4 separate regions of the Mus musculus genome follow, and regions 2, 3 and 4 are each linked to region 1. Evidence: chromatin loops called from intact Hi-C (ENCODE). Cell type or tissue: left cerebral cortex. All regions are shown on one strand.

What was found. A loop is a pair of places that touch in the nucleus more often than their neighbours do. Peaks named below come from ENCODE experiments on the same cell type or tissue, not always from the same donor. Only the 100,000 strongest peaks of a DNase experiment are listed, where the experiment ranks them.
Region 2: a loop joins it to region 1, with 4 times the contacts of the local background. A loop is called at or near these places in 2 of 42 quality-filtered maps.
Region 3: it touches region 1 in a loop (5-fold over the local background); 12 of 42 quality-filtered maps call a loop at or near these places.
Region 4: a loop joins it to region 1, with 6 times the contacts of the local background. A loop is called at or near these places in 10 of 42 quality-filtered maps.

Annotation. Positions count from the first base shown.
Region 1 is chr19:36,467,217-36,475,216 of GRCm38, reverse strand. No RefSeq gene overlaps it. Among named protein-coding and RNA genes, the nearest start is that of Pcgf5, 61 kb to the right of the region's middle. In left cerebral cortex, a CTCF peak has its summit at 4,931 (motif pointing left); DNase peaks (open chromatin) are centred at 3,697, 4,028, 4,358 and 4,934.
Region 2 is chr19:36,905,114-36,913,113 of GRCm38, reverse strand. No RefSeq gene overlaps it. Among named protein-coding and RNA genes, the nearest start is that of Fgfbp3, 10 kb to the left of the region's middle. In left cerebral cortex, CTCF peaks have their summits at 3,053, 3,256 and 6,270 (motif pointing right); DNase peaks (open chromatin) are centred at 2,230, 3,038 and 3,241; H3K27ac peaks cover 1,205 bases.
Region 3 is chr19:36,535,369-36,543,368 of GRCm38, reverse strand. Gm32143 (a long non-coding RNA gene) reads left to right here and starts at 4,568. Exons shown (of 3, transcript XR_386676.3): 1 at 4,568-4,998; 2 at 5,959-6,226. In left cerebral cortex, CTCF peaks have their summits at 4,622 (motif pointing left) and 6,815 (motif pointing left); DNase peaks (open chromatin) are centred at 4,639, 5,809 and 6,251.
Region 4 is chr19:36,550,476-36,558,475 of GRCm38, reverse strand. It overlaps Hectd2 (HECT domain E3 ubiquitin protein ligase 2), which reads right to left and starts at 3,837. Exons shown (of 21, transcript NM_172637.3): 1 at 3,561-3,837. The coding sequence starts at 3,692. It overlaps Gm41838 (a long non-coding RNA gene), which reads left to right and starts at 4,437. Exons shown (of 2, transcript XR_877830.3): 1 at 4,437-4,624; 2 at 4,742-5,551. In left cerebral cortex, a CTCF peak has its summit at 3,645; DNase peaks (open chromatin) are centred at 4,439, 4,691, 5,447, 5,581 and 3 more places; H3K4me3 peaks cover 2,882 bases; H3K27ac peaks cover 1,967 bases.

The DNA of each region.
Region 1 (8,000 bases):
AAATACTGGACATGTGTAAAGAGAATCGACTTACATCTAACCAATACCACATCATGCATTATCTAACCCATACCCCATCAGATATTTTTTAAGAAAAGGAGTTGTTAGGAGTTAAATTATGTCAAACACATGGTGGGGACTGAAAGGCCAGCCTTGGGATGCCAGCATTTACACCATCAGGACTCCCAGGCTCTGTGAGGTCCCATGTGCACCCAATGGTTAGAATTTTGATCTTGGGTAGGAATGTGAAGATTAGAGCTATCAACAGTGTCCACTTCCTTGTCTTTCACCTGGGGGTGGGGTGGGGTGGGGTGATGGCAAATAACCACTATCAGTGAAACATAAAGACAGTTTTACTCCTGAAAACGAGAACAAGGACTGTCAACAGAGCAGAGCTTCCTATCTTGTTATCTAAAAGCTAAAATCCCCAATGGGTGAGGAAACTCTAGATAGTAATTATATTCTCTTTGATTCTTCTAATCAAACTGTGTCCTAGTTTTATTAGAATATGTCTTGGCCTAGTCTCACATGTACATTTTACATCATTTGTTTTGGACTCCCGTTGCTTTCAAAACATGTATTCAATTCTGCTTTTGAACATTGGAGAGGTGATGGCAGAGCTGGAGTTCCTTTATGTATAAAAGGGAAAATGATAGTTCTGATGTCTACTTCTCCTTAAATGCAGTTTTTATGCGATTCATGTCTCAAAACCTCAGACTCAGTGATATTTTGATCCAGCTACCGTCTGATGAATCTAGGGACTTTGGTCCTGTGTCCACAGAGGCTGTAGGATGAGAAGTGATGGTAGAGAGAGAGAATTGTGTGCTTGTCACAGGCCTTGGGTGGCAGCTAGTCTAAGTGACAAGTCAGGAGAATATGGGGAAAAAAAGGGGAGTTTTGACAATATGAACTCTTTGTACTTGGAACCTTTAATCTATGGCAATTTAAAGGTCACAGCTTGGAAATGTTCAAGCTTAAAAAGTTAGTTCTATATATTAAAAAATTTTTTTCCAGCCTCTAAATATAGGGGGAAAATGTAGTAGGAGGCAGGACTGACCATACGGGGATGAGGACATATCTGACCCTCACTGATCCCTTCAGTACGCCACAGTATTTCTGAAGGAGCAGAGGAAAGGCTTCATTGATTGTGTTGAGCTGAGCTGCTTCTCCGAGTCTGATAGGAAAAACTCAGGCATCAGGCAGCATTAGGTGGAAAATAATGCCCACACGTCTGTTATCTGCATCCCAAGTGACAGGGCATCAAGAAGGGCATCTATAGGTGTTGGGAGAGACTGTGGTGAGAGTCAATATCCCAGGACTATTGAAGCAAGGTTTGCCAGGCTGGCCCTGGGGGGTAAATTACTGTCTGCTTGTTTGATGAAAATTAGAATGTTGTCTTCCAGAAATTATGATACAAATTGCAACCAGGGTTACTGGTCCTGAGAGTCAGCGAACATCATTTGCTGAGATGAACAATATGTGTCCTGATGAGGCTTTGGAGAGAGCCGCTTCTAGGGAAAATGGTGCCAGACTTTTCTTTCAGAGACTCCATTTGAAGGAAGGCAGGGAAGAGGTCATTCGTTGTTTTTTTTTTTCCTTCAGAAAGAGAAAACAGCTCGTATTTTCACTTGAGTAGAGCAATGAATAATCTGGATAGGACTCCAGTCTTCCTAAGACCAAGTACTATCTAGTGGGAGACTCCAGGCAACATGGCTGCATTAGATCGTCTCCCACCAGGATTGATTTGTTACCAGGAGAATGCATAGCTATGTCTCCTAGCTCCATAGCCTACTTTATGTAAGTAAAAAATGACATTAAAAATTCAAACTTGGGGATCCCATAAAACAATGAGAATGGGTAGGAGCTGCGCACATCACCGGACTACATCTGACCAATAATAGGGCAGGCACACAAGAAAGCAAATATCCTATATAAGCTCCCTTAAAGCTCAGAATACAAAAACACATCAGCAAAGGGGTTTTATTTTGAACTCATAGTCTGAAGTACACAACGTCACTACCTGGAAGACACGGTAATGCTGAAATCCCAGCCAAGAGACCAACACAAAGCATCAAGAACATTTTTATTATTTGTTTTACTCTTTGGCGAGTGTGTGTGTGTGTGTGTGTGTGTGTGTGTGTGTGTGTGTGTGCACAAGTTACATGTGTGTGGTGATCAGCAGACAGCTTACAGGAATCAGTTCTCTCATTCACAAGATGGGTCAAGGAAGACAGAACTCAGGTCTTCATGTTTAGAGGAAAGTGCCTTTACCCACTGAGCCATCTCAGCAGCCCCACAGTAGAATGGGAATGTTGGTATGCTCGTTCTGTTCTTTAGATAATTTGTTTGTTTGTTGTTTGTTTTATTGAGTCTAGGACCCTAGCCCATGGACTTCAGTTAAACAACCTCACAGACATAGTGATTTGTTTCCTAGGTGACTCTAAGTCTGGTCAACTTGATGATGAAAATTAGCCCTCGTGGTACCCTGTTCATTCCCTCAGTCCACACATACATGCATCTCAGTCAACACCAAGCTGCTTTGTTACAGTGGCTCTATGGGATAATTTGGAATTGGGTTTTGTGATACTTCAAGCATTGCTTCCCCCCTCTCCCTGTCCCCTTTCTCTTTTTGACTGTTTGAGCAACTTAAAGTCTTTTGTACTTTTGTGTAAATGTTTGGATTGCTACTTCTGTCTCTGGGTAGAAAGTCATTGGTAGTGTTTGATGGTGATTACAGCAAATCTGTAGATCACTGGAGACAGGACACAGTATGGTCTTTTACCAGAGCAAACCTGACGTTCCATGAACATAGGAAATCTCTCCACCTTTTGGTTTTATTTTCAGTTTCATTCTTCATTGTTTTGTGGTAGAGTTGTAGAGATCTGTCACTGCCTTGGTTCTGTGCATTCCTACGGATCCTTTCCTCTTTGAGGATGTGACTATCATTAATGTGACTATTTTTGTTTTGAAGGGTTGTTACTGGTATAGAAAGGAGCCTCTGAGGTCGTTATGTTGGCTTTGTCTCCTGCCTATCAGCTCTAAAAGTCTTTTAATGTAGTGTGTTATGGATCACAGTCAGCTATTGGATGGGTCACACGGCCCCCAATGGAGGAGCTAGAGAAATTACCCAAGGAGCTAAAGGGATCTGCAACCCTATAGGTGGAACAACAATATGAACTAACCAGTACCCGGGAGCTCTTGTCTTTAGCTGCATATGTATCAAAAGATGGCCTAGTCGGCCATCACTGCAAAGAGAGGCCCATTGGACTTGCAAACTTTATATGCCCCAGTACAGGGGAATGCCAGGGCCAAAAAGGGGGAGTGGGTGGGTAGGGGATTGGGGGGGTGGGTATGGGGGACCTTTGGGATAGCATTGAAAATGTAAACGAGGAAAATACCTAATAAAAAAAAAAAAGAAGTGGAACCCAGGGCCTCATGAATGCAGGCAAGCACTCTACCACTGAGCCATGCCTCAACTCCCACAGTGTCTTTAGGGCTTTCTAAGTATAGAATCATGTCATTTGCAAATATAACTTCTTCCATCCTATTTGTATACTTTTAGTTTTGTCTCATTATCATGGCTAAAACTTGAAGTACTCTAGTGAATGATACTGTTGACCAAGGACAGTCTGTTTCATTCCTGGATTTAGAAGAAATACGTTCATTCACACTATCACCCACCTACCACCCCCAATTCAGTATGGCGTTGGCTGTGGGCTTTTCAAACACATCCTTTGTTATATGTGGTACAAACTTGCCAGGCCTATTTTTCTCCACAGACGATGCTTCCTTTTAAGTTGTGAAGAAAACTTCAGAGAGTGCCACTGCCTGGGCTCTGCTCCCATTCTGACTTGTGGTCCCTCTGTTTGTCCCTCAGGTATGTGCCTTTCATGACAGTCATGATTTGTAGTTGTGTGTGTGTGTGCTAGTTTTAGTTTAATAAAAAAAGCTACTAAGGAAATATAAAAACTCACTCTTTGAGAATAGCTACTAAAATTCACATGTTTAAGGAAGATATGGGGGAGGGCTGGAGAGATGGCTCAACAGTTAAGAACACTTGCTGCTCTTGAAACTGACCAGTGTTTGGTTCTCAGCACACATATCTGGCAGCTCACAAACCTCTAACTCTGACATGCTGATGTAACCAAGGTCTAGATTTCAAGTGGATTGTCCAGAGGCCACACCGGAATGATTCATAGTATTGGTTTTTGGCTCTGATGCCAGTTTCTATAGTTTTTGATTCTCAGCAGAGATATACAGACAAGGGGAACTCTGAAGTTCCTAGATTACCAAAGGCTGCAGGATACCATCGTTCTTCTTGCTGTAGGTCATTGTTGCAGAGAAAGAAGGCCAACTCACCTGGGGGTTTTGGAATCTTGCCCTCAATGTTCCTGTGCCCACACAAAGTTCTCTCATTTAGAAGCTGTGCTTTTTGCAGAGTGTTTCAAATGGAACAAATGCATCGCAATCAGCATGGAGTTGCAATCAGCAATCAGCTCCCCACTCATGCCAGCAGGTGACCCAGAGGCTCCAGGCCCTCCCATGGATGCAGCCATTTGACAGGGGCACTATGGAGTTTCATGGAGGCCTGGGCACAGCCTTTAGCAGCTTTTCACAGTTCTTCCTCCCAAGGATGCAGGTCTGCTAGTGATTGATTGCTGGAGTGATGCCTCTTATTCTTTCCAAGGGAAAGGAGGGAGACTGGCCAAGTAAAAGGGATAAGACAGTTTAGTCCGAGCAGGGTGGGGTGCTCACTGCAGCTGGGGTTACAAGGACCTTCAGGCTGGCCTCTGAAGTGTAAATACCTCATTCTTGCATACCCCATTCCCTAGCTATATCGCAACCCTTGTTTCTACACCCTCAAGGTGCTTCCTCCTGTTTGCCTCTAAAGGCAATAGAACTATTGCGGGTTGACTGCGCCCCCTGCAGGACAGGATTGGGGAGATGTGTGGTGCAATTTCACGTCTATAACTGCTTCCCAGTTTTTCTGCATTTTCTTGGGACTCCAGCTGAGGTCAGACTTCTTGACTGTACCGTTTCTTTCCTAGTCTCCTCCTCTCTCCCTCTGCCCCCTCCCTTTCCCATAGGAGCACAGTAAAGCTCACAAGGGCCAAATGGTAGTGTCAAATTCTACCAAGGTTAGGGATCGTCACTGGCTTGAAGTGGAGGTGTCCAACCCCAGCATGCATGGGACTGAAAGTGTTCTTGGATTTTAAAGTGTTAGAGCGGGGACACTCCCAGGAAAACCTCTACGTTTGTCACCTTACTCCCATGACTGGAGACACAGACTGAAGGCTTGAGGTCTCCTTCAGGTTCTCCACTCAATTACAAGAAATAGAAGAACTCTGACCACGGAGAGAGGAGAGCTAGTAGCTCTTACCAGTTATGGGCATTTGGAAGAAATGCACACTCACACATTTGGGGAAATGCACACAGCAGCTGATTTAGATTTAATGCCCAACTATTATTGGTTTTGATTTTGAATCATTCATATTATGGACTTCCCTTAAGTAACATACAAAGCAATCCAGAGCCTTTGTCCAATAAGTATCAATAATTTTCACTTGTATGTTATTTTATAATTTTTTATTATTTGAAACAGCATATGTATATCATAAAAGCTAAAAGATGGTAGCTATTTCTTTTTTTTTTTTTTTAAAGATTTATTTATTGATTATATGTAAGTACACTGTAGCTGTCTTCATACACTCCAGAAGAGGGAGTCAGATCTTGTTATGGGTGGTTGTGAGCCACCATGTGGTTGCTGGGATTTGAACTCCTGACCTTCGGAAGAGCAGTTGGGTGCTCTTACCCACTGAGCCATCTCACCAGCCCAGGTAGCTATTTCTTAACTGAGTGCTCTCATGTCCTCTTCATAACAACACTGTACTTATGGTTTATCAATTTGATAAATGAGGAATCTGGGTCTGTGAGAAGCAGATAAGAAGCCCAGGGTCAATGTCAGAGAAAGATGTACACCCTGGCCTCTGGCCACAAAGCCTAGTTCTACTCCACACATATCTGGTTTATTTTGTATGTTGGCTTCTTCACACAGTGACACATTGTCTGAAATTTTATAATTATCTATTCATTCCCATCCTAATAATATTTCCAGTCCATCGTTCAGCCATGTTTATGGTTTAGATTTTTGTTCTCAGATGCCATTGTTCCCTGTCTATTTTCCATTTGCCCAACAGAGCTCAGAACCAAGCTGTTGTTACCCTGCCAGGGTGTTTTTGTGGGGAACTATTAGAGAGTGAGAGAGACGCCACAGTCCCTGGCTGTCAGAGCCAGGAAAAAGGATCCCAGGGGCCTCTGGGGCAATGCTAACAACTGCACTCCGAGAAAACACCGATTTTTATCTCTTCTGAGCTTGTTTCATATGCAGCACATGCCCCTCGTTTGCTCCTTGACATGGTCAAATGTTCTTTGGTGGGAGCTCACATTTTGAATGAGTTAACTATTAACTGGCATCCAGATTTCTTAAGACAACCCTTGCTTTGAGGCATAAGGCTTTATCATTTGGTAATTTTGATTTTTTTTTTAAATTTCAGTTCAACAATAAAGAGCCGGGAGTGTTGAGAGGGATGGAAATGATAGATTTGTTAAAATAGAATTTTCTTGAACGATCCACCCATCAGAGGACTGGATCAGAGCAGCGTCTTCTCGACATGACAGGATGGCCGCTCATTCAAACCTGACAGGAGACCTGTGCACAATCAGGCCAGTCAGCATTCCAGCTCTGACTGGGAAGGAGTTCATGAATCTCCACCCCTGAGGAGCTACAGAGGACTGATGCTTTCTGGGGTAGGAAGAGACAGTTTTCTCTAAGGGTGTGGCCCCTCAGAGGTAAGTAGACCACACTCCAGTGGATGGCACCACACCAAGAAGTATGTGGAGAACACAAATTAGAATCAGTGTGCCATTAAAATGGAGAGGGAGAGAAGGAAAGAGGGAGAAAGGGAGAAAGAGAGAGACAGAGATAGAGAGACACACAGAGAAAGATTCTTTTTTGTTGTTTTGTTTTTTAGGTTGTTTTGTTTTGTTTTGTTTTGTTTTTTGAGACAGGGTTTCTCTGTGTAGCTCTGGCTGTCCTGGAACTCACTCTGTAGACCAGGCTGGCCTCGAACTCAGAAATCCGCCTGCCTCTGCCTCCTGAGCGCTGGGATTAAAGGCATACGCTACCACTGCCTGGCGAGAAAGATTCTTAATATAAAATTGAGAAAGAAGAAGGAGAGGAGATCTAGGAGGAGTCAAGGGGAAGAGTTGTGAATATGATCTAAATTCATTATATGAAATTCTCAATTAAAAACTCCACTTAGAAGTAGATTTTTTTTCTTGATAAAAACTATGTGCTAAATGACATTATGTGCCTGTCACTATTCTAATCATGGGCCCTGTGACAGTGAAAAGAGATGAGGTCATTATAGATGTAGTTTACATCTCAGTGAAGCCAGAGAAGCAGACATCTCATTTACATTATTGTAGCTTTTGATTAAAAATTCTTATTTTTAATAATGTGTCTATGTGTGTGCCTGAGTTTGGATTTGTGCATATAAGCGAAATACCCATGGAGTCTGGGAGAGTGTGCTGGGTTCTCTGGAATCTGGGAGAGAGTGCTGGGTCCTCTGGAGCTGGAGATTCGGGTGGTCTTGAGCCACACAAAGGTGGATGCTGGAACTGGAATCAGGGTCTCTGGAAGAGCAGTGTGCACTCTCAACTCTGGCGCCATCTTTCCACTCCTGTTGCATATATATTTAAAGTCAGAGATGTGGCACACTTTTGTATACCTTAACTCAGATAATCCAGAGGAATACAGAGTAGGCACCACCAATGTACCCACATAACTGGCTCTGAGATAGAGGGGTTGAAAACCATAAGGCCCTTTGACAATAAGCATGAAGATCTTTCGTAAGCTCTCTGCACTCTTTCCTCAAAGACAACCATTCTTCAACAGTAGCGATTCTCTCCAGCAATGCACTAATGGACTTATGGTTGAG
Region 2 (8,000 bases), 440 kb before region 1:
GACATTGCTCATTTCAGGATGCCGTGTTAGACAGGAATGGCCGTTCTAGCTTCTCTACAGGTACAGCCACTTGTAATGGCCCAAGCAAAGTATGGGGTTATGGGAAGTGTGAAGATGCTGCTGGTAAGATGCAGCTGGCTAACAGGGTCAGCTAGCTACCCCACACTCGGTCACCCAGCCACCACAGTGCACAATTGAAGTGGCTAGTTCCTACAGCTGCCGTACAAAGAAATGTAAGAACGGAAGAGTATTTCAGAGTCGCCAAGAGGAGGTTTTGGCATTTTTCCCTTCTGCTGCCATGAAATATTATAGGTAAATCTAAGTAGCAATGTGTGCAATAGAAACCAACACACGTGGGTTCAGATTGGGGTCTTGCAGCTGGGTAACCTTGGGCAATTCACTCCCCCCCTTTCCGAGTCTCATCTTTCTGCTTGTGAAACAGAGATGGCCATAACAGTACTTTCACCACAGTGCCGTGGAGAGACTTAAGAGGGATGCTCAGGAAGGGCACAGAGCCTGACTCGTTGCACGTGTAGATAAGTATATAGCTAAAGCTTCTTTTCTTTCGGATGTCAATGTAGACATCAAAAGGGAGATCTCCCTCGGAAAAAGATTATACAAGATAATCAATCATTGGCAACTCTTCTCAGTTTAGAACAGTGAATGAATGAATGAATGAATGAATGAATGAATATGAGGGTCAGGGTGTGGCTCAGTGGTAGAGTGTATGTTTGAAATGTGTAAAGACCAGGTTTTACTCTCCAGCACCAGAAACAGGAGGAGAGGGGGGGGGAGGGGGAGAGAGGGGGAGGGGGAGGGAGGGGGAGGGGAGGGGGGGAGGGAGGGAGAGGGAGAGAGAGAGAGACAGAGAGAGAGGGAGAGAGAGGGAGAGAGAGGGAGAGAGAGAGAGAGAGAGAGAGAGAAGGGGATGTTGCAGAACTGGCCAGCACTCACATCCCCGATGTAAAAGCACAGAGATGGGGGTAGGGAGGGGGGTATGGAGAGCATGGGGGTGTTGGAAGGGTTGGAGAAGTCGTGGAGGGGAGTCTTCAACATGAAGACTTGAAAGGAGAGGTGAGTTCATAAATGGCCTTAGAGCCTTGGGGACCACAGCTGACCTCCCAGCCCCACAGCTTTCTTATAACTTCAAAGAACGGTCTCTTTAGTTCTTGACCAGTGCTTCCAGCTGCAAGGCTTTGATGAACTTACTCGGAGTTTTGTCCCCCCTGTGACCTCTTGGCTCATCACATTCAAAATTCTCCCCTTTTTAAAATATAAAAGCAGCCATAAAAGCATCCCAAACCCCTCCTCCTTCTCCTCTCTCTGCCTCTGTGTCTGTCTCTGTCTCTCTCTCTCAACAAGAAGCCTACTTCAATCAATCATCCTAAAATCATCAATGCTGAGGCCGTGGCTCAGAGGCAAACCAAGCAAGTGCTTCGCGTGCACACTCTGCGCTTCATCCTCAGCACTGTACAGGGGAAAGAAAGGAAGAAGGAAAAAGGGGGGGAGGGAGGAAGGAAGGAAGGAAGGAAGGAAGGAAGGAAGGAAGGTGGGGTCATCATATAGAGACAGCAAAAAGTAAGAAGTGTAATAGAAATGGCTGTTAATAAATCACAGCACGCCGGGCGTGGTGGCGCACGCCTTTAATCCCAGCACTCAGGAGGCAGAGGCAGGTGGATTTCTGAGTTCGAGGCCAGCCTGGTCTACAGAGTGAGTTCCAGGACAGCCAGGGCTATACAGAGAAACCCTGTCTCGAAAACCAAATAAATAAATACATAAATAAATACATAAATAAATACATAAATAAATAAATAAATAAAACAAATAAATCACAGCACAGGGTAAAAGGAGCGTGAATCTAACAGGAACTATATAGGAAAGCTACATGAAAAACAAAAGAAATACGTCGGGGCTAGAGACTAACGATTCAAATAAAAACCTATAGATTGCCATTATTACATAAGATACATTAACATTTAAGATCAGTGTATACATTTAAATGTTATAACAATTTCAACACCAGTAGGATTTTCGGATCCAATTAGGCAAGCTGATTCTCAGGTTGGAAAGGGAAACCAAAAGGACATAGATGAGCAGGGGGGACGAAAGGATCTGTGAGAGGAAAGATGCTGTCACCAAGGGCTACAGCTTGAAGTGGCTAAATACAGCCTCGCAGAAGGAATGTTGGCAACACAGCCCCCAACAATGCGGATGTTGCAGCGAGGGTGCTGTCTCTAGGTAACCATAGGAACTCCCTTTGAAAGCCCAGAAGCTGCGGATCCCACCAGTCCTTCAGTGGACAGTAGCTGCCTTTGAGCTGGGTGGTCATGTGATGGGACTGAAAACTCAAAAGCTTTGATCCATATGTTCCTTTGTTCTCGGGCACAATGGTTACAATGATGATGATTCTTCTCGAAGTCAAAACAGGACTAGGGGCCTTGCTCATCTATTGTTACGATGTGGGGAACTTGGTGAGATCCTAGAAGGGTGAGATGTCAAAATTAGCGGTTGGTCATGCGCTGTGGAGACGTGGAAGTGTTCCTAGGCAGTGCTACAGGGTGAAATACCAAGAAGAATGCAGAGGCACCTAATTTCCTTACTTCTCTAATTTAATCTCTTCCTAGAACCACTGGAAGCACTGAATGCTCTCAATTAAAAAACGTGGGCAGGGGAGGGGGGGCAAAACAAAATGTAAAGTCTGGAGCACCCTGAAAAATGGTAATAATAGAATCTAGGGAGCAGAGGATGTTTCGGATCGTCCTCTCTTTAATCCTGTAGTTCATGTGATCAAAGTCAATATGTGGATATGCAATCAGCATCTCAGATGCATTTTTATGCTCCTAGAAAGCCTAGTGAAGATCCGCAACCTATGGGTAGGCAAGATGGCTTGAGAAGGTAAAAGCTCTTGCCTATAAGTTTGACAGCTTGAGTTCCACCGCTGCAATCCACACCATGGAAGGAGAGAACTGAGTCCCACAGGTACAGCTAGTGCGCTGGCCTGAAGCCACCAGGGTCCGCTGTCGAGCAGATGACTTTAGGTAGCCTGGCTAGGAAACTGACAATAGAAGACAATTGGGATCTTTGGGAACTCAGGGCAAGGAACTGTCTCTGAGGCTTTTTCAGGGGTCAAGAAAAGACCACCACGTGAGTGGGCTTGATATCTCAAGCACCAACGAGGTGGCCCAAAAGAGTATCTCCAGCCATCTAATTAGCTTGCTCAGAGGAGGAAGCCAATCACAGCTTTGACTCAGCATCAGTCATACAGACCCGCAACCAGAGAAAGTGCGCCCCTTGTGGCCAAAGTGGAATTGGCTTCATGGAGGCTGGCTTGATTTCCTTCCTTCCTTCCTTCCTTCCTTCCTTCCTTCCTTCCTTCCTTCCTTCCTTCCTTCCTTCCTCCCTCCCTCCCTCCCTCCCTCTCTCCTTTCTTCCTTCCTTTCTTTCTTTCTTTCTTTCTTTCTTTCTTTCTTTCTTTCCTTCTTTCTTTCTTTCTTTCTTTCTTTCTTCCTTCCTTCCTTCCTTCCTCCCTCCCTCTTTCTTTCTTTCTTTCTTTCTTTCTTTCTTTCTTTCTTTCTTTCTTTCTTTCTTTCTTTCTTTCTTTCTCTTTCCTTCTCTCTATATCTCATTCTCTCTCCCTCTCTTGCTTTCTTTCATTCTATTTTTTAAAGATTTATTTTGTTCTTAAATTTTATGTTATTATCTGTAATGATGTGTACTGATCAATACTGTAATTACGTGTAATGGTTCTCTGTACTGCTCAGTACTGCTGAGTCAGCTCTCCAGCCCTTGAGATTTAGTTTTATTTATGTGTATATGTTTGTGTGTCTATGTGTGGATTTTGAGCACATCATTTTGGTGCCCACAGTGCCCATGAAGTCCAGAAAAAGCTGTTAGATCCCTTAGAACTCGAGTTACCGGGGCTAGAGAGGTGACTCAGTGGTTAAGGGTACCAACTGCTCTTCCAGAGGTCCTGAGTTCAATTCCCAGCAACCACATAGTGGCTCACAACCATCTGTAATGAGATCTGATGCCCTCTTCTGGTGTGTCTGAAGACAGCTACAGTGTACTTACATATAATAAATAATACATCTTTTAAAAAAAATCTGCCGGGCAGTGGTGGCGCATGAGTTTAATCCCAGCTCTTGGGAGGCAGAGGCAGGTGGATTTCTGAGTAGGAGGCCAGCCTGGTCTACAGAGTGAATTCCAGGACAGCCAGGGCTACACTAGAAACCCTGTCTCCAAAAAACAAAACAAAACAAAACAAAAATTTTTTTGCATTGTTGTTTCAAGGCATCTGAAGAGTATTCAAAAATGGCTAGTGCTGCCACAAGGGTAGCCCATTGTTGGCGGCTGGTCTGGTTCTGCTATGTACTCAAAGGCTCAAATCTGTACCCCCAAGATCTAGTTGCCCAAAGAGGAGCACAGCCTTTGCTCTGTAAACCTTGGTCCCCAATTTGATTTCCTGTCTTTTATACAGGCTAGCTAGAATATATAATTCATTTTACAGCCCACCTGGCTGTTTTACTGAAAACCCTTTTGCTCAAAGCATCTAAGGCAGCAAGGAAGAGCTTTATCAGCTGCTTTATCTCCAATTCCTGTGCTTATTTACAGGAAAATGAACAGCAGAAGGTGTGCTTATAACATAAGTGTAAAGGGTATTTTATTAGCACCAACAGCACTTGTAACAGATTTTTTTTCTCCTTAGAATACTTAGTACCATCCCAGTGCCCAGGAAGAGGTGGGCTTCCTCCCCTTTGGTTCCCCAGGACCCCTGTGCTCTTCAGGAGGCATTATTATTATCCTTACACTACAATTGAATGTATGTGCACTCATGTGCATGTGTGCTCGTGCACACACACTCAGGCCACGGGTGCATATGAAGATGTCAGAAAACAGCCTGCGGGATTCAGGTCTCTCCACCATTTGCAGTCTGGGGACCCTTCTCCGGTTGTCAGACTTGGCGTCAGCCACCTTTACCTACTGAGCATTTCACTAACTGGGGACTGGAGAGATGGCCCACTGGTTAAGAGCACTTGTACTAGTGGAGAGACCCAAATGGTAGCTCAGAACCGTCTGTAGCTGCCTTTGCTGACCTTTGAGGGCACCGAACAGGCACGTGATGCAAGTCCACACAGGCAGGCAGTGCAGGTGTAAGATGAAATAGAGACATCTTTTTTTAAAATGAATTTTTATTTATTTTTAATTTATTATTTATTTATTATATGTAAGTACACTGTAGCTGTCTTCAGACACACCAGAAGAGGACATCAGATCCCATTACAGATGGTTGTGAGCCACCATGTGGTTGCTGGGATTTGAACTCAGGACCTTCAGAAGAGCAGTCGGTGCTCTTAACCACTGAGCCATCTCTCCAGCCCTCCCCCCCCATTTTAATTTTTTTAATTGATGCTCAGCAACTGTCCATGTTTATGGGGCATATTTTCGTATGTTTATGTAACAAGTTATAATGACAGTGTGGTGATTGGCATATATACTTCCTCAGACATTTCTTAGTTCTTTGTTTTGGGAAAATTCAAAATCTTTTCCATGAGTTATTTTTAAATATATAAGCTTTTTTTTCTTTTTAACAATAGCCTATTGTGATGGAAAAATCCTAAGAGTTAGTCTTGTTACCCAGCTGCACTTCTTTCTTTTTTTTTTTTTCAAAGATTTATTTATTTATGTGAATACTCTGTAGCCATCTTCAGACACTCCAGAAGAGGGAGTCAGATTTCATTACAGATGGTTGTGAGCCACCATGTGGTTGCTGGGATTTGAACTCAGGACCTTCAGAAGAGCAGTTGGTGCTCTTAACAGCTGAGCCATCTCTCCAGCCTCCCAGCTGCACTTCTGCATCTGTTCCTGTCAGCTTGCCAGCGTGTACCCTTCTCAGGCTTTCCTACTTGCTAGTCACTATGTAGTGCTGGTTGGCCTGGCTGGGAACTCATTATGTAGACTGTTTGGTTTCCTGCCGGGGGACAAGGGACTGAGGTGCATATTTTAGTGAGGACAAGGACATAAACACCTTAGTTCCTTGTCCCTGGTCTGAAGCCGGACTATCATCATCATCATCACTATATTATTTTTGTCGAGATAGTGTAACAAAGCCCAGGACTATCTCTGTAGACGAGGCTAGCCTGGAACTCCCAGAGATCTCCCTGCCTCTGCCTCCAAGTGCTGGAATTAAAGGCATATGCTACAACACCTAGCTATTTTTTTTAAGAGTTATTTATTTATATGTAAGTACATTGTAGCTGTCTTCAGACACTCCAGAAGAGGGCATCAGATCTCGTTACGGATCGTTGTGAGCCACCATGTGGTTGCTGGGATTTGAACTGCGGACCTTCGGAAGAGCAGTCGGGTACTCTTACCCACTGAGCCATCTTATCAGCCCCGCTATTTTTTTTTTTTTTAAATTGCTGAATAAAGTTAGTGTGTGTATATCTTATATTTTCTTCATGAGCACCTAGGTTATTGGTTCTGGATCTTGGCTAACATGAATATAGCTGCAGTTTTGTGACGAATGGTTGTTATGAAATATAAGAGGCTGGGGGATACCTTTGGTGGGCCCATGCCAAAGTGTGCCCTAAAATAATAACACCATGCAACAGACCTGGGGGAAGGAGAGAGGAGCGAGGACCTGGAGAAGGGATAGAGGCAGACAAGTGGACATGTAGACAGACAGACAGATGGGAGCAGAGCCATGAGGGCAGAGAAAAGGGGGAGAGGGAGAAAAAGAGGGCACACGCAGAGAATGAGCAAGGAGCTGCCCACGATAGAGAGGGTGGGGCAGGGAGGGAAAGAGCTAGCCTGGCAACCACAGCAGCAGGCCATGACTTAAGCAATTGCTAGGTCTCTTCTGACCTCAGGCCGAGGCTGAATCGCTTGTACGCTAACATTGTTTTGTTTTTTTGAGGATGTGCCGGTGATTTCTGGGACTTCCTCCAGAGTAAGCTCAGGCAGAGGTCTTCCCTTCTGGCCTTCTGTGCAGTCCATCTCTTCGTGGGAGTTTATGATACCCTCCCGAGATTCAGGGATGCGCAGCTTTCTGTAACTTTTTGTCTCATGCCTTCTACTTTGTACAGCATCCTCTTCGCAGGAGTTAGTTAAGCACTGAAGAGGGTCAGACATACTGGAAACCACACCCAACATAGGAGGACTGCGCTCTCCCCTGGGATGGGAATCCCCCAGAGTTCCTGCTCTGCTCTCCAGTGTGGACCGGACAGACTCTCAGAATCCTTGCTCCTGTGACTGGGTCTCAAAACTTTTATTAGTAGAACATTTAAACTTTTTTTTGTTTTGTTTTGTTTTTTTCGAGACAGGGTTTCTCTGTATAGCCCTGGCTGTCCTGGAACTCACTCTGTAGACCAGGCTGGCCTCGAACTCAGAAATCTGCCTGCCTCTGCCTCCCGAGTACTGGGATTAAAGGCGAGCGCCACCACTGCCCTGCCTAATAGAACATTTAAAAAGAGCCAGTCATAAGTTACAAAGCCTTTTCTTGCATATCTTCTTTTATATTTATTCATTTTTTTTACTTAATTTGAAAGAAATATTTTATTATATGTACATACATATACATGAATATACATATGTGTGTGTGTGTGTGTGTGTGTGTGTGTGTGACACAAAGTGTCATGTAGTCCAGGATAGCCTCCAACCTCCAATTCACTGTACTTACACACACACACACACACACACATGTTTGAGATAAAGTGTTATATAGTCCAGGATAGCCTCCACCACACTGTGTAGCTGAGGCTGGCCCTTATTTACTATTACTCCTACCTCGACCTCCTGGGTGCTAGGATTACAGGCATACCTGGTTTGAGACAGATGTCATGGCGTGGTGGCTCAGGCCTTTATTTCAGCACTCGGGAGGCAGAGGCAGGCAGATTTCTGAGTTCGAGGCCAGCCTGGTCTACAAAGTGAGTTCCAGGACAGCCAGGGCTGCACAGAGGAACCCTGTCTCGAAAAAAACAAACAAAACCAAAAACAAACAA
Region 3 (8,000 bases), 68 kb before region 1:
TCAATGAAAGTCCATCTTTTATCCACAATGATTAATTTAAAGCTGGGGGTTTAACCCAACTCAAGTTAGCAAAGGCAAGGGAAGTATTTTCAGAACTTTTAAGGGAGAATGCTTCTTCGCATAGCGAACTTGGGAGAGAGAGGACAAGCTCTTCTCTCTCTCCCTCTCCTCCTCCCTCTTTCACCCAACCCTAGCCCCTGCGTGGAGGTTCCGGGGAATAAGCTCTGTGGAATAAAGTTGATGCCATTGATGGCAGCAAGAGAGAAAATAAAGAAGACTGGGTTTTCTTGTGTGATTCATGATCCACAGAACTTGACTGACTACATCACCTTCCTCATAAGAAATGGCCTTTATTGCTGTTATTATTATATATAGCCAAAAAAAGTCCTATTTTGGTTATCAACTTTGGGGGTTGGCCCAGGAATCCTTGTGTGACGTAAGCCCTAACAAGTGATTCTAGATGAGTTGGTAGTGAGCCCAGGGCCACGTATTTAGAGAAATCACATTTTCAGAGAGCAAAGGTACTTGTTTCATTAACTCAGTACTCTGAACTATTAAGTAAAATATGTAGGTTAACAAGAGTTTAACTAATCACATTTAATGAATTGTATTTTGACAGCTTAAGTCATTTGTCTATTATATATCTGCCAAAGATAAATGCTCTTGAAACCTAAAAATCATACATTTTCTGCCTTTCCATCATAAATGACTTCATCGCAGCAACAATGACACCAATTTTATGCCTTTTATGTGGCAAAGTAGAGAAAATGGGTCTTAAATAGTCATTACCCAGTAAAAGTGGAGCTGTCACCCCAAATAGTCAACAGTCAGAGCAGAGAGTTTAAACAAACCCAGCAGCTCCTATATTCTTCCCTACACATGAGCTAAGGGACTTAGCAGGGACATCAGCCTTGCAACTGTAAAGAGTTGTATTCTGTCAACAGAGCTCAGGCAGCTGATCCTTGACCTCAGCCTTGTGGACCCCTCAGTAGAGAATCTAACCAGATGTGTCTCAGCTTCTAACCAACAGAATCATGAACTCATACATGACTGCTGTTTTAAGCTGTTAAATCTGCCCTGTTTTTATATCTGTGGGGTGTGTGTGTATGTATGTGTGAGTGTGTTTGTGCACGTGCATGCCATGAGAGCACATGGGGGGGGCTGTTGCATACACTCCTGAACATGCAGAAGTCAGAAGAGGATGTTGGGTATCCTGCTCTACTGTTCTCCATCTTAATTTCTTGATATAGAGTCTGTCATTGAACCTGGAGCTAGCCGGGCAGGCAACAAGCATCAGTGATCCTTGAGCCCCGGCAACCCACATCACCAGGGTTGCAGGCATGTGTAGCTGTGCCTAGATTTGTATGTGGGCATTAGGGATTTGAATTTATGCCTGTACAGCAAGTATTACATATGGAGTCATCTCCTTAGTCTTGTGCTAAATTCGATACCACGGTAAAAAAAAAAATTAATAGAGTCAAGAGCAGAGTTCAGAGTAGAGAGAGAACCTCCATCCACAGTATCCCTAACAAAGTGATGGGGGAGAGGATACTGGAAATTGTGTTAAACACAAACCATTAAAAAAATCTCTCTCTCTCTCTCTCTCTCTCTCTCTCTCTGTCTCTCTCTCTCTCTCTCCCTCTCCCTCTCCCTCCCTCCCTCTCTCTCTCCCTCTCTCTCTCTCTCTCTCTCTCTCTCTCTCGTGTGTGTGTGTGTGTGTGTGTGTGTGTGTGTGTGTGTGTGTGTGTGTGTGTGTGTGTGGTGTGATGTTTTGCATGAATGTGTACCTGTCTGTATACCACTTCCATGCCTGGTGCCTCTGGAGGACAAAAGAGGGTGTCAGATCCTATGGAACTGGGGTCCCCAATAGCTGTGAGCTGTTGTGTGGGTGCTGGGAATCAAAGTTGGTCCTCTGGAAGAACATCCAGTGTTCTTAACCACTGAGCCATCTCTCCAGCCTTTATTTTTAAAACTTCTAAAATCCTTCATTAAGTCGCACACGTATTGTCAAGTGATACTGCGCAGGCTTACCGACTCCTGACACACTGTGTGTCTCTCTGTTCTCACCTTGGCTAGAATGTCAACACCACTGGGCAGCAACCAACAGTCCTTTTTCACCCTATCCCAATGCCAAGAGCGGAGCATGATTCCCAGTAGGCACTTAATGAACATTTACAGAATAAACAAATACATTATTAGGAGTAGAATTATATCAGCCAGCATTACAACAACACTCAGCTGCTGGCAATTATTTATGCTTGAATTCGTTAGAAAGATTATAATAAGCTTCTTTGACTGTGCAAATACAGTTAAGTTGGCCAAATCATTCAGAACATAAATCCAGGACGTCAGGGCATATGCTTTTCGTCCTAGCACTGGGGAGGTAGAGGCACGTGGGTCTCGGGGAGTTCCAGGACATCGTGTTCTGCATAACAAGTTCCAGGGCAGCCAGAGCTGCCTAGAGAAACCATGATAAAAAAAAAGGGGGGGGGAATGAAAAATAAATAAACAAAAATGGCTTTATGAGCAATATAAAAGAATAAAAGGGACACTGCTGCTTTCTTCGGAAAGTCATTTGTATCAGATGGTGTCTTTCTGAGGCAAACACGTGAAGGAGTGTTTTCCTGAAGCAGACACAGGTGAAAGGATGGTCGGCTAAAGCCAGGACGTGAAAGGACGCGTGATGAAGGATTCTTTGCTAATGACACACACGTCTTGGTTCACCTTACATGCATTGTTGAGCTCCACTTGTCAGGACTCCATAGAAAGAAACACACTAAAAACCTCTAACGGTATGCTGGCGGCTTTTTGCTGCTTCTGTGGACCCAGGTCAGTGGGCAGTGATGTCAGCTGATACTACTGACTCACATGGAAGTTTGCTAAGAAAGACTAATGTGCTGAGGCAAGACACATGTGAGGCAAGACCTGTGGAGCACACATGAAGTTTGGAGGGAATATAAATAGGACTCTGGACTGTGGGAGGGGATTGCTTGTAGAGCAATCTATGCAACACTTCTTGGTCTCACGTCTTTGCTAAGAGAGGCACAGCAAAGAACTTCTCCTGGCATCCCTGTTGGCCCTGGTCCCACCGGCTGACTCCTGCCGACTTGACTAAGGTCTGACTGTTTCTGCTAGGTCATGCCACCACTGCTGCTATCACGACATTACTGAACCGGACTGCTGGTATGTGCGTGAAGTGTTTGCAAGTGGATCAAGCTGCCACAGCTGACCGGTGAACGGAACTGCTGACTTCCTGACAATGCAGAAGGGATTTGCTCCAAAGAACCATTTCTAAACAGGTCCACTTCCCCTGTATCCTAATAACCTATCTTTCCCACAACCTCTGGTGGGTGGTGGGCGAGAAGGGAGGTTAAAGCGTTTAAGGACCATTATTAAAAATAGGGTGAGGAAAGAATTAAAGCCAGCAAATAAGTATGTGACTGTGAATTAAATTAGATGTTAGTTCTAAATGCTTATCAAGTCCTTCAGTCATATACAAATCCACTTTTAGAAGTGGTGAGTACAGCTGCTAAGTCAGATGGAGTCAAAACAGACTAAAAAACCAGACAGACAGACACCAAACAAGGTTCAAATTTATAGTTGCTGGAAAATAAATACAATCCCAACCTTTTCCATAAGGAAAGAGACTGTTAGGTTCTACCAAAATTGTATTATATGTGAGATTCTGGGTTATACATATGAGCAAACATGCCTGGCCTTCTAGCGGTTCCAACCATGGCGGGGCCCTAAGGCAGATTAAATACAGTACAAGGCTGTGTGTTAGGTCTTATCAGAAAGATCAAAGCAATGAACCATGGGAGTAAAACTGACAGAGTAATGCTTGTGGCTTTCTGTTTTGTTTTTGTTTTTGTTTTCTTGGAAGGTTGAACAAAGGTCTCTGGGTGAAGGCTTTGTATAGAAGTTTCATCTGACATCATGACAATGGGGGGTAGAAGGTGACCCACCAGAAACCTACCCTTTGTCCTTTGTCTCATTAGTGGCTCTGAATCCATGCCTCAGAAGCAAACTCTGTGTGTGTGTGTGTGTGTGTGTGTGTGTGTGTGTGTTGATGTCTGTGTGGTCGTAGGGACTAAACTCATGTCCTATGCATATGCTAAGCATATGGCAAGTATTCTTCAAACTAGCTATACCTCAAGACCCACCTCAGCGAGAAATACATAGAATCTTCCTAGACTGAAAGTTGTAATTTATTCCATCCTCCTAGGACTCACGGGTACTTAGTCTTGTGTATGTGAGTTTTTCATATACACAGTGGAGAAACATGTGGGACCTTGGACAGTTTAAAAGTGTTAAAGAAATTCTACTGATGTTATCAGAGAGGGCAATACAGAAGAGCCCCCAATCCACTGGCAATTTCTTCTCTCCAGGCCAAGGAATTAATCTACAGGCTTTTTGATTCTCTGGCAAGCCTCTATTGAAAGTGTTCTTTTTATGTAGTGAAATGTCTTTTTGAACTTAAATATAGAACCTATATTTTAAAAGTATGGTGAAATACACAAAGAATGAGAAATAAGATTTTTTTTTCTTTTAAAAAGCTGCTTTTGTGACCCCCCGGGACCCCTTTAGTGGTGTATAGTGGTATAGCGTGTATAGTGGTGAATAGTGACTACATTGCCCTCTAGTGGCAGCCTGAGGTTATTAGGCATAAAACTCGGTTCCCTTTAGGTAGGAAGGTCAATTGATTGTTTCCCAGCGAGGGTGTGCTGAAGATGCTCAGAGGATAAAGACTCTTGTTGATTTCATGGGCTAACAAATCTTCCTTTTGTCACAGCACAGTGTGATAAAGAAACTAGAGCAGCAGGTTGAAAGATGGAGGAGCACTTTGAGGAAGCACTCAGTTCTCCCGGTCTTGGGGCGACTTTTAAAAACATCTTACATTTTTAAAATGTACTATTTTTTTTATGTACCTCATTAGCTTATGTGGAGCAGAGCCCTAAGATGAAGCATTCACCAATGCTTCCCAAAGCCCAAGCACAGGTAGGAAGAGGCAGCTGGCAGTGCCAGTTACAGCTCAAATAACTAGTGTTATTTGACCCAGGCGAGGGGAGGGCATTAAGTGGGCAGGGTAGGCGGGTGGGGAAGATGAAGGGAGGGCACTTTTCCCACAAGAGGAAAAGGAGTTAGCGATGTGAAAAGACTAGGTGTGTACATTTAGATCAAATGGGTCTCCAAGGTCACCAAATCGCCCCCAGCATTCTTTCCTTTGGACACTCAGGAAGAGGTAAAAGTGTTCTGTAGCTCACCCAGGCAACTGGAGTGTCTTTAAGATGTTGCCTCTCTCTAAAGTAACTTAGCCATGTACCAGCTGAGGACAAAGCAAAATCATTAGTTAAATTAGCAGCGTGATTTTAGGAGATGAGTCGTTGCTGGCGGGGACGATCTAGCCACAGGTTTCACTTGGACCAGTGTTTCCTGTCCTGTGGGTTTCCTTAAAGAAAATGAAAAGAAATGAGTGTGTTTTCTAGATCACAAACCCCTTTAAAAATTGTTTGTTTGTCTGTCTGTTTGTTTGTTTGTTTAAATTGCCACCTCACGCATGTGGAGGTGAGAGGACGGACGACTTTACGGAGTTGATTCTCTCCTTACACCTTACTTGGGTTCTGGGGTTGCACAGCAAATGCTTTATCAGCTGGGCCATTTCACTGGCCCAGGACCTGATCTATCTATCTGTCTATCTGTCTGTCTGCCTGCCTGCCTGCCTATCTATTTCGAGGCAATCTTACTGTGTATCCCTGAATGGCCTGGAACTTGCAATGTATTCCAGGTTGGCCTCAAAGTCACAGAGGTCCACTTGCCGCTGCCTTGCTGGGTTTAAAGGAATAAATCCAGGCCCAGTCAAATCCCCACTTTTTAAAGTGGGAAACTTAACATCTTGTTTGTTGGTTGCTAAACAACTTTAGGGTACACTGTGATGTATAACACGTTCTCTCCTCCCAGGTTTCCCCTCTGGGCAAGCCAGCTCTGCAGCAGATGAGGAGGTCTCCCTTTTTCTTAGCTGAAAAGGACACTCCATATACCAGTACGCAGCAGTGCGGGAGAGGACACACATCGTGTCCGATGTGGTTTCCAGGCAGAGCGGCTATGGAGACAGACGTGTTGAGAGGTGCATACAGATTTCTGCTCCCTAATTGAGCAGAGATGAATTATCCAGCCCTGACTACCAGCACGGATGATGAAACAATGCATTTTTAGACTCTTCTCCGGGGTATGTATGAATATGTGGTGTGTAGGACTTTTCCTCCAAGGATAATTTTAGCCCTGAAAACTCATCAAATTATTTCAAATCCTGGCAAGTTTCAAAACATGAGTGGGTGACTTAGGAAAGGTCTATTCTCAAGAAGTAACAATGGTGTCAGCACCATCCAAGGGACTTGAGAAAGAACGCGCGCACACACACACACACACACACACACACACACACACGCTCTCTCTCTCTCTCTCTCTCTTACACATACACACTGAATCACTTTTTCTCTCCCTCTCCCTCCTCCACTCTCCTCCTTCCCTCCCTCTGTTCTTTTGCTTCCCAGAAATTAAGATGGATTGACCACATTGAGAGTTATTTGTATATTTCTTTTCAAAGCCAAGGAATACATTTATATTGGCGTTAGAGACAAACAGTTCTATCCCACAGAAACTCGGACAGAGTTTAGGCTTAAATCAACCAGCACCACCGGAGCTGGAGGGATCACTCAGTGTTAAGAGCACTGACTGCTCTTCCAGAGGTCCTAAATTCAATTCCTGACAACCACATGGTGGCTCACAACCATCTGTAATGGGATCTGATGCCCTCTTCTGGTGTGTCTGAAGACAGCTACACTGTACTCCTATACAATAAATAAATCTTAAACAAACAAACAAACAAACCAACAAACCCAGCACCACAACCATGATTATTGCTGACCAGACACCACCGTTTCTACTTGCCACTTCTCTCTTTCCTTTCTCCCGAGTCTTCCTCTCACAGAACAACACAGTCAACGGGGGTGGTAATATATATCTGTCAGTCATCCCGGGTGGTTTCAGACCCTGCCTTTGCAGGGATGAAAAAGAAACGCTCTAAAGGAATAAGTAACTACACACCGTGTGAGTAGGTCTTCCTACTTCCCTTGGCCTCGTTTTAATTCTCCCTCCTGCCTCCTACCAAACACATCTTTCCAGGTGGACTGCCATTCGCTTGATGGGATTGCTTTCCTTCTGCTTAGCAACTGGCTAGAGAAACATCATCAAAAGACCCCCACCCCTCTCTGCCATAACCAAAGCGTCACTCTCCCTGCCCACTCATCTGTGCTAGAGAGGATTAGACTGAACCTCGGGTGGCAAAGAGCAAATGCTTTGACACCCCCCCCCCCCCAGAGAATTGATAGCCCTCTGAGAACAGCACAATGTGCTCATGAGACAATCAGAAAGCTTCACACAGAAGTATAATAGGCTCTAACATGAATATAATTAATGATCAGGCCGGAGGAAATGAGCCAGCCAGTTAAATAAATATTTATTTAAGCAACTGTGGCAGACCCACCTGCACTCAATGGATTTTTTTTTTTAGCTTCATTAAAAACCTAAATTATATACATCCAAGAGACCAAACGGGTTAATATACATCAGACCTATGTGCAGGTTATAGGTACACAAGCTAAGAGAGTCCCAGCATTAAATTACCTTAAATGCACTCGGCTTTTGTCTACGGAGCATCCGCACCTGTGAATTCAATTGACTTCATGCCTAAATTATTCAGAAAATATTGTGTTAGCAATGATTATTTTCAGACTTTTTTTTTCTTTCTTTTCTCTCTTCCCAAAACCCTAACAGTACAAGGCTGGTGAAGGAAATGAGAGGATAAAGGTTGGAGCTATGCAGATGGTCTTGGGACACTGGCCTGAGGAGGGCCTGAGTAGAGATGGAGTCTTAGATGATGTTGGTTAGGCTATAGGAATCTATGAGATTGCTCTAGTAGAGGTGAGGGGAGACTTGAAACA
Region 4 (8,000 bases), 83 kb before region 1:
AGAATGCATGTGCACAAAGCCCTGAGTTTGATCCTCAGCAAAATACACATGTACACACACATACATGCACACTCACGCATGTACACACACACAGTTTAAACTGATTTCACCTCCCTAGTTATATAAAATTTATCTTTTTTGAATCTATTTAATTCCTTGGTATAGTCAATTCCAGTGAGAACCTCTCTTTCCCATTCAGCCCATTAAATACTGAAGGAAGCAATAAAACTCGTCCCTACTTGCCACAGTTAATTCTGTCTCTCCTTTGTGTATTTTCTCCTTTATTTACCATGTTTTTCTAATATTTGTATTAAATCACTAATTTACATATTTGTCTCCATTTCAATCTGCCAGCCTTAGTGAATTCAGTATGTCTAATTTCCATCACCTGGGGCCTCTTGAGCATCTCTCACTGAGACACTTAAACAGCCATCCCTTTCACTAACCCCTGCACCCCATCTTTCATAGAACCACTTTGACAGCTATTGCTAAGCAGATTTGGGATGAGGGTGTAGTTTTAAAACACAGATTGCTGAGCTGTGCTCATAGCTTTTAATTCAGTACATTACAGCATCAGTGTTCACTCTTAGTTTTACCAAGAAGTTAAAAGAAAAATATGTCTCCAGTCTCAGAAATTCTGATTTAAAAAGCTTGCATTTGGGCCGGGCATGGTGGCGCACGCCTTTAATCCCAGCACTTGGGAGGCAGAGGCAGGTGGATTTCTGAGTTCGAGGCCAGCCTGGTCTACAGAGTGAGTTCCAGGAAGCCAGGGCTATACAGAGAAACCCTGTCCCGAAAAACCAAAAACCAAACAAACAAAAAAGCTTGCATTTAGGCCGTCATAGTGCTTCCCAGTTGATTTTTACTGTGCATCAGATTGAAAACTGGTATCTTAGGGTGGGATGTGAGTCAGGACCAACATCCTACCAAAGTAACTCTACAGTCAGTCTCGTTTGAGACCTGTGTCAGGAATCTTCTGAATGGAATTTGGCATAGAGGTAGTATCAGAATTTACAGTTTCTACCATTCTCTCTCCCATCATGGCACCCCTCTTTAAACATTCAGAATATAGCTTATATTTTTTGGCCTTATTAGGATCAGCATAATCTGACCTCTTCTTTATTTTCGTGAGCTGTCACTCTTACTTGTTTCTACACCGTCATAACCATGACACACTAATTTTCTGAGGGAAAAAACCCCACATGATTACAGGGCCACTTGAATTGAAATATAAACTCAAGTTGGAAGGGTGGAGCTATTAATTTGGGCAAAAAGGAAGAATCACTAAAAGGGTCCCCAAAGTTCCTGATGTCAATTAGGATACTAAACAAACCTTGAGTTCTGCTTAAGCCCTACAGAGTTCAGAAATAAACTAGGAGGCAATAAACTGTCTTTCTCTTTCCACCACATTCCATCAAGTCTTCCCCACTCTACTGGAGAATCCGGTCATCCCAGATGCCCTGGCTTTCCTCATCTTCAGATGTCAGCATTTTTTTTCCTTAGGCTTTTTATCATGATGCCTCAAAATTTCAGCTCTGAAAATCCTCTTGAAAAATATGCAATACATACTTGCATTTTCCTCTTAAAATTTCCATTGAAAAATCCAACAGCAGTATCAAGGTCAAAAGAAATTTTAAGGCACCACCAGAAACTGCCTCAGAATCCCAAGTTTTCTATTCCAAACTGTTTTTATCCTCCATGTTCAAAGATTTTTTAAAAATTCTTAAACTATAGGCTCTTTGACTAGTCTACATCCTGAAAAAGAGTGTCTTTGCAATTCACTTGGTAGCACAAATGTGGATGTGCCTTGAAATGCCATAAGGCAAGTAAGAGTTTTTAACCTTATTCCACTGAACAGAACAAACAATACATTGGCTACAGTTTTAGATACTACTGATGCCAGGAAATTGGCCAGGACTTCACTGTAGTTATTACATGTGGTAATACTTAAAAGGATTACTTTCTTAAAATCTGAAAAACTTGAAATTACTAAGACCTATGTGCTTCAGATAACAAATGTTAGACTTCCAGCCACACTGTATCAGCTTCTGTTAAGTTCCAAACCTTTCTTTCAGTTCCACTGAAATTATATGTAAATAATATTGATAAATAATAGACATTATTTGCTATATATAATATATTCTTCACTATATATAAATAATTTGGGGAAAGGTACTTGCTGTTAGACACTAAACTCATAACATTGCTTCTAAAAGCAGATGTTACATTTTCCCTCTTAATAACCACCTTAGGAAAAAACTGCCAAAGCATGGGGTGACAACCAACACCAGGTCACATGTATATGTGACCTCCATACACATATACCCATACTCACACGTATACACACACTAGACACATACCCAGACTTGAAACAAACAAACTACATTGGCATTAAGAAGTCCTACATAAAAAGCTGTGAAAACCCTGTGCACCAACAGACTACAATATGAATGACAAATTGCTTCAAAGCATCTCCCAAGGTAATTCCTAACTACAGCTGCAATTTACCAATCAGTTGTAGTTATCCTTTTAAAATGTGTGTCATTGCTGTCCAAATCTGCTGTGCTGACTTATGATAAAAGAGTTGTCTTTAACAATTTCCAGTTATTACAGGCTTCAGACATTTTTGAAAAACCTACCAAATCATAACATTATTCTGATACTAATACTTTATAAAGAAGAGTGAGCTATTTTAGTAAGTTCCTAGTCATTTAGGAGGGCGGCTTCTAGAAACTAATTGCAAGTAGAAATTTTTTTAAATGTATAATATTCCCCAAACTTTTACTATTTTGTCACGTACAGATGCGTTGACAAGTCATAATCTTTAAATACTTGAAAGCAAACTTGCCCAAAGTATTTAAATACTATGTCAAATAAAAATGTCAAAACCAGAAGTTAATCATAAAGCAACCAGACTCCCAACCACTAAGTACAAACAGGGGGAAGGGAGAGAGGGGATGATGTCCCATGACATCATTTGGCAGTATGGAGTTTGAAGGCTGAGAGCGCCTTCCAAATTAACCCTTGCAAAATCCAGCTGGGAAATTACCACGCTTATTAAGCTTGGATAGCCGAGTTTTAAAAGAAGAAAAAGCCTCGCTCCTTCAAATCACACGTCAGTACCGTATGAAAAAAATAAAAGCATCCAGGGAGGCAACTGCCTCCCACTACCCGGATAGCAACGGAAAGGTCAGAATTAGGAGGAAACTCCTCTCTGAGACTGTTCAACCCGAGGGGAGAAAGGACCGCAAAAGCGAAGGGAAGCGCTGCCTTGGCGCCCACAGGCAGGTTCTCCCACTCAGGGAAAACCTCCCTGACGCCCAACTGGCACCCATGCTCATCCAACAGAGGATGCCGACCCTCAGCAGAAAGTCGGGAGCCAGACCCCCCGAAAACAAGCAAACACCCAGCATCAGGCAGCGGACCCCACTCCCCGAGCGTGGAAGGCGCGGTTCCCAAGTGATGGCCGTTGCCCTCGAGGCGCAACTTCCCTGTTGTCCCCTCTCCAGGCCGCCTTCAACCCACCGCCCAGGGCGCCCCCCGGCCCCCGCCGCACCTACCGCGGCTGCGCCGGCCGTCACGATGGGCGGCAGCTTCTCGCGCTCCGGTTCTTTCCCCTTCCTCTCCTCCGGGGCGGCCGCGGCTACCGCCGGCGGCGCTCCGGGCGAGAGATCCCGAGCCGCCTCACTCATGTCTGGCCGGGCGGCTGAGGCGCGAGGCGGTGGCGGCGGCGGCAGCGGCGGCCGGACTGCAGCCGGGGCGGGCGCTGCTGCTGCTGCCGCGGCCGCGAGAGGGCTCCTTCCAACCGCCGCCGCCGCGCCGCCCCCGCCCCCGCGCGCGCCCGCGGCCCGTCGCGCGCCCGCGCGTGTGCGCGCGCCCCCGGGCTGGCCGCCAGGCTCCGCCGCCCACCCCCTGCGTGCGCCCGGCTCGCGCCCTCGGCCGCGCTCCGCTCCCGCGGGTCCGCCGGCCGGGGCTCAGACCGCGGCCCCGCGTCACGCGCGGGGACCGCTGAGGAGACGGCGCGGGGCGGGAGCTGGGGGGCGCCTGGTCGCCATGTTGGTCGCGGGCTGTGGTGGGAGGGCGACAGGCCTTGTAAAGGCTGTGACACGGATTCTAACCCTGGCTTTCCCTTCACCTGGAGTGGCAGGTGAGCCGGGGACCTTTGACCCAGCTGGTGGCCTTTGACCTTTAAACTCGCGCTCAGGAAGCGGACTCGGGGTCATGTCTGCCCCCTGATCTTTCCTCCAGTGCCTCCAGCGCCGGGGAGACTGGGAGACCGCTCACCTGAGCATCCTTATGACTAACTCTTTCCCCGTGTCCTCTCCTGGCCTCATCCTACGGGAGAAGCGCTTAGGGTCGGGAGAGGACAATGCGACACCGTGCTCCCCTCCCACACACACTCCAGGGCAGGACGGCCAGGCCACACTTTCCATTTCTGAGCCGCGGTCCCTCATGACTGCCAAGTCCGCCTCTCCCTTCCGTGCCCACGCGCCTACATTTTGCTCTCCCCGCCCCCCGCCGTCCTTCGTTCCCTCTAATCCCTTGTCCCCTTCCGTTTATAAGTTACAGATGGACAGATCCAAACTGCTGAGTAATCCATAATAAACCTCGTAATAAATTCTGGGTAAGAACGTTTAAAAAATTACTTTAAATCGTCATGTTAAAATATCCCCACCTCCACCACCCGACGACGACTTAGACAATTTCCTTTCTCCTCGCCCCCTCCTTTTCCTTTTATCAGTCTGCTGGAATGGCAGAGACACCTGCTGATGGAGGAGAAGGGAGAGAGGAAGTATTCACTGTACCACTTACTAAAAATAGAGAATTTCTCGACATTGAGGTCTTGGGATTTTTAGTTGAGACTTCGTTATTTTATTCATGGTGAAGTGAATTTTCTAATCCAAGAATACTCAGCTCCAAATACAAGAAGCAAGAATATCTCTGAAACAAATTCAGAGGGGATTTGGTGACTGTCATTTTATATAATTCAGAGTCCGCAGAACTAAATAAATAGTTACAGTTCTTCCTGGCATGAGGTTGTTTTTCAAGCCCAGAATTTGTAGCAAGCAATAAAGTGAATCGGATAGTGCCTACTGTATTACTTTGGAAATTATAAAGTTTGCTTCTATTTCTAGGAAGTATTTGTAGTTTTAATATAATTGCTGTCACCATCGTTTCTCTATTAATAACAAAAGGTGTACAATAAGTAGAATAAAGTAGCCAGGTATTTCATAATCTTTAGAGCCAAATGACACAGGCACTACTTTGCAACACCCTTTTCTGTCTCCTTTTTCTTGAATTTTTGTTTTTAGACCTCTCTTCTTAAATCTCCGGACTATCTCATAGACATCTGTTTTCTTTTAGCAGGCCAGCATGCTGAAAACTGGTAACAAACATTGTAAAACCAACCTTTCATTTTAAATACGATTCAAGATGTACCATGCTACTGTGTCTAGACTGGTAGAATAAATTCTGAAATGATGGTGGGTTATCTCTCCTATTGTCTACAACCAAATTTAGTAATTTGCTATTAAAATACTTGGATCAGAAACGAGTTGGATCGCATGCCTTATGCTTTCACTTTTCATGTGTGAGACAAAATAAAAGTGTGTCTGTACATCTAGTCACATTCAATAGAACAAAAATATTTAGATATTGGCAAAAAAACTGGCAAGTCAGAAGTGTTCATTTCTACTGCTCCAGACGAGATAAGGCAATGGAAACAAGCCCATTGGTTTATTCTGCTGGGAGCTCTATATAGGAAAGATAAGCATCATGATGAATTTGTTTCCACTTCCTACTAAATACATGATTCATAATGTACCACTTAAAGTCTCTTTCATACAAGCCCCGGGTAAGGACTGGGAGGTAGATGGGGGTGCTCTTGGTAAGCTAGAATGATAACTCTGGCAGAACTTGTAAGGCAACTGTCACGAAAAACTTTTTGTGTGTACCTACTGGATCTGGGGGTTGAGGGGAGTCAGACAGAGCTCTGGCTGCTATGCATAAAGATGTGCTGAAGACGCTTTTCAGTGACACCAAATGTAATGGTCAAGTGTGGGGACCTTTCTAAGTCCAGATGCAACTGGACTTGATCAATCAGGTTTTTCATCTGATTTAGGAAGGCAAAAGACCTAAAGGGGAACGGGGTGGCATGGGGCAATGAAATGGGATTTAGAGAGATTATATCCAAAGAGGAATGAATGGCAAAGATAAGAGTTGGAAGGCAATGGAAAGTCTAGCTGACAGAGCACCCCTTTAATTACACACAGTAATAATAGTGTACTGAACAACAGCAAAATTGGTTCTGAAAGAGCATTTAAGAATGGTTCCTAACCAATCATTATGATCATGTGGTCTATTTTAAATGTGTGCTTCAGACTTACTTTTAAGGTTCTATCACATTAATTTATCGCTTGATGTGCCATGTTGCACATGTGGAGGTCAGAAGGCAGCATGAGGCAGTTCTCTCATTCTGTTGTCTGAGTCCCTGAGGATGGAGCTCAGATGTGAAGCTGGGCAGCCAGCTCCTTAATCTAGTGAGCTATCTCATCAGCCTTGCGACACACTTTTTAAGGAAAGCGTCTTTTTCATATTCCAATTGAGTATTGGTCCTGAAGTAGTGAAGTCAATAAATATACTTCTTTTAACCGTGTTTGGCATACTTCCTTGGGTACAATGATTGTAACTTTTTGGAGAAAAATGCATCCAATCTGTTGCATTACAGAAGAAAGTGGAACACACTGGCCGTCAAAATGAAGCAAACACGCAGTTGTAGACAATAGGTTCTATTCAACTAGAGATGTTCTCTAAGACCCTGTTCACGACTTCTGTTTTTCACATACACAAAGATAGAGCATTTCTTACTTATTTTTATTAAAAACAAAAGCCAAAACTGTACCCAGATACTGTTTACACCTATACAACTCTTTCTTTAGAAGCTTCTAATGGTGGGATTATCATGAAAGAAAAATAAAAGAATGTGACATTTGGGGTGAAGGGTAAGAAGATGGAGAGGACCTGGGAGGAGTAGAAGCAGGGGAAAGAATATGACTAAAATATGTTATATAAAAAACGTATAATACAAATGTACGAAACAGACATCTATGGTAATAGAGAGTGGAACAGTGATGACTTAGGGGTAGAGGTCAGAGGATGCAGGGATGGAAAGGACAGAGTTGGAAGAGTGACAAAGCCATGTTCATAGTAGAAGACGGATTGACTTGCAACGGCCATATTCACTTCTGTGTGTGTGGGACCTTTATGTGAGCTGTATGATATGGAAATACGTTTCAAATGTATAAAACTGTTTAGAAAGACTGTAGTGCAGCAAATCAGAACAAAGAGAGGATGGAGTTTTGAAAAAAAAAGTATGCACTGTTGCATAGATCTAAGACTGAGGAATGTGGCGGTGATCGTCAAAATGCTGCAGTGATCGTCAAGTTTGGCACCTTAAAGCTGGATGCTCCTTGTCATGGACTCCTCAATGGTCCTTGTCATGGACTCCTCAATGCCCTTAATATCTTAAAGATTATGCTTTGTCTGCCTTAGGTCTTACCTTCAGTTTCTTACCTACTCTAATTGCCACCAGAATGACCTCTTAAAAAATATATAATTCTTTGCTGGTCCTTTGTTTAAAAATACTTCAATAGCCTTTCAGAGCCTTTACAATAAAAATCCAAACCCCCTGCTCTGGCATTCACCTGAATTCTTTGAAAAAAAAAAAGGGGATTTTCAGAATGCCCTAATTAGAGTCACTTTTTTTTTCTTCCTGCTTCCAGAACATATTGTACATATTTACTTGGCATTCACAGACCACATTGCGTCTTTGTTATTTGTTCCACAATAAATCCATGGAGAAGAGGGAAAGCGCCATGTCTAATTGCTCCTTGAATCCCCACCTGCAGGGAGCATACTATCTGGAGTGTGCTGTTGAAGTAACTCAATAAGCTCATATTAACGAAGCAAGATGTTTTTGTAACGAGGCTTGTAAAGGCACT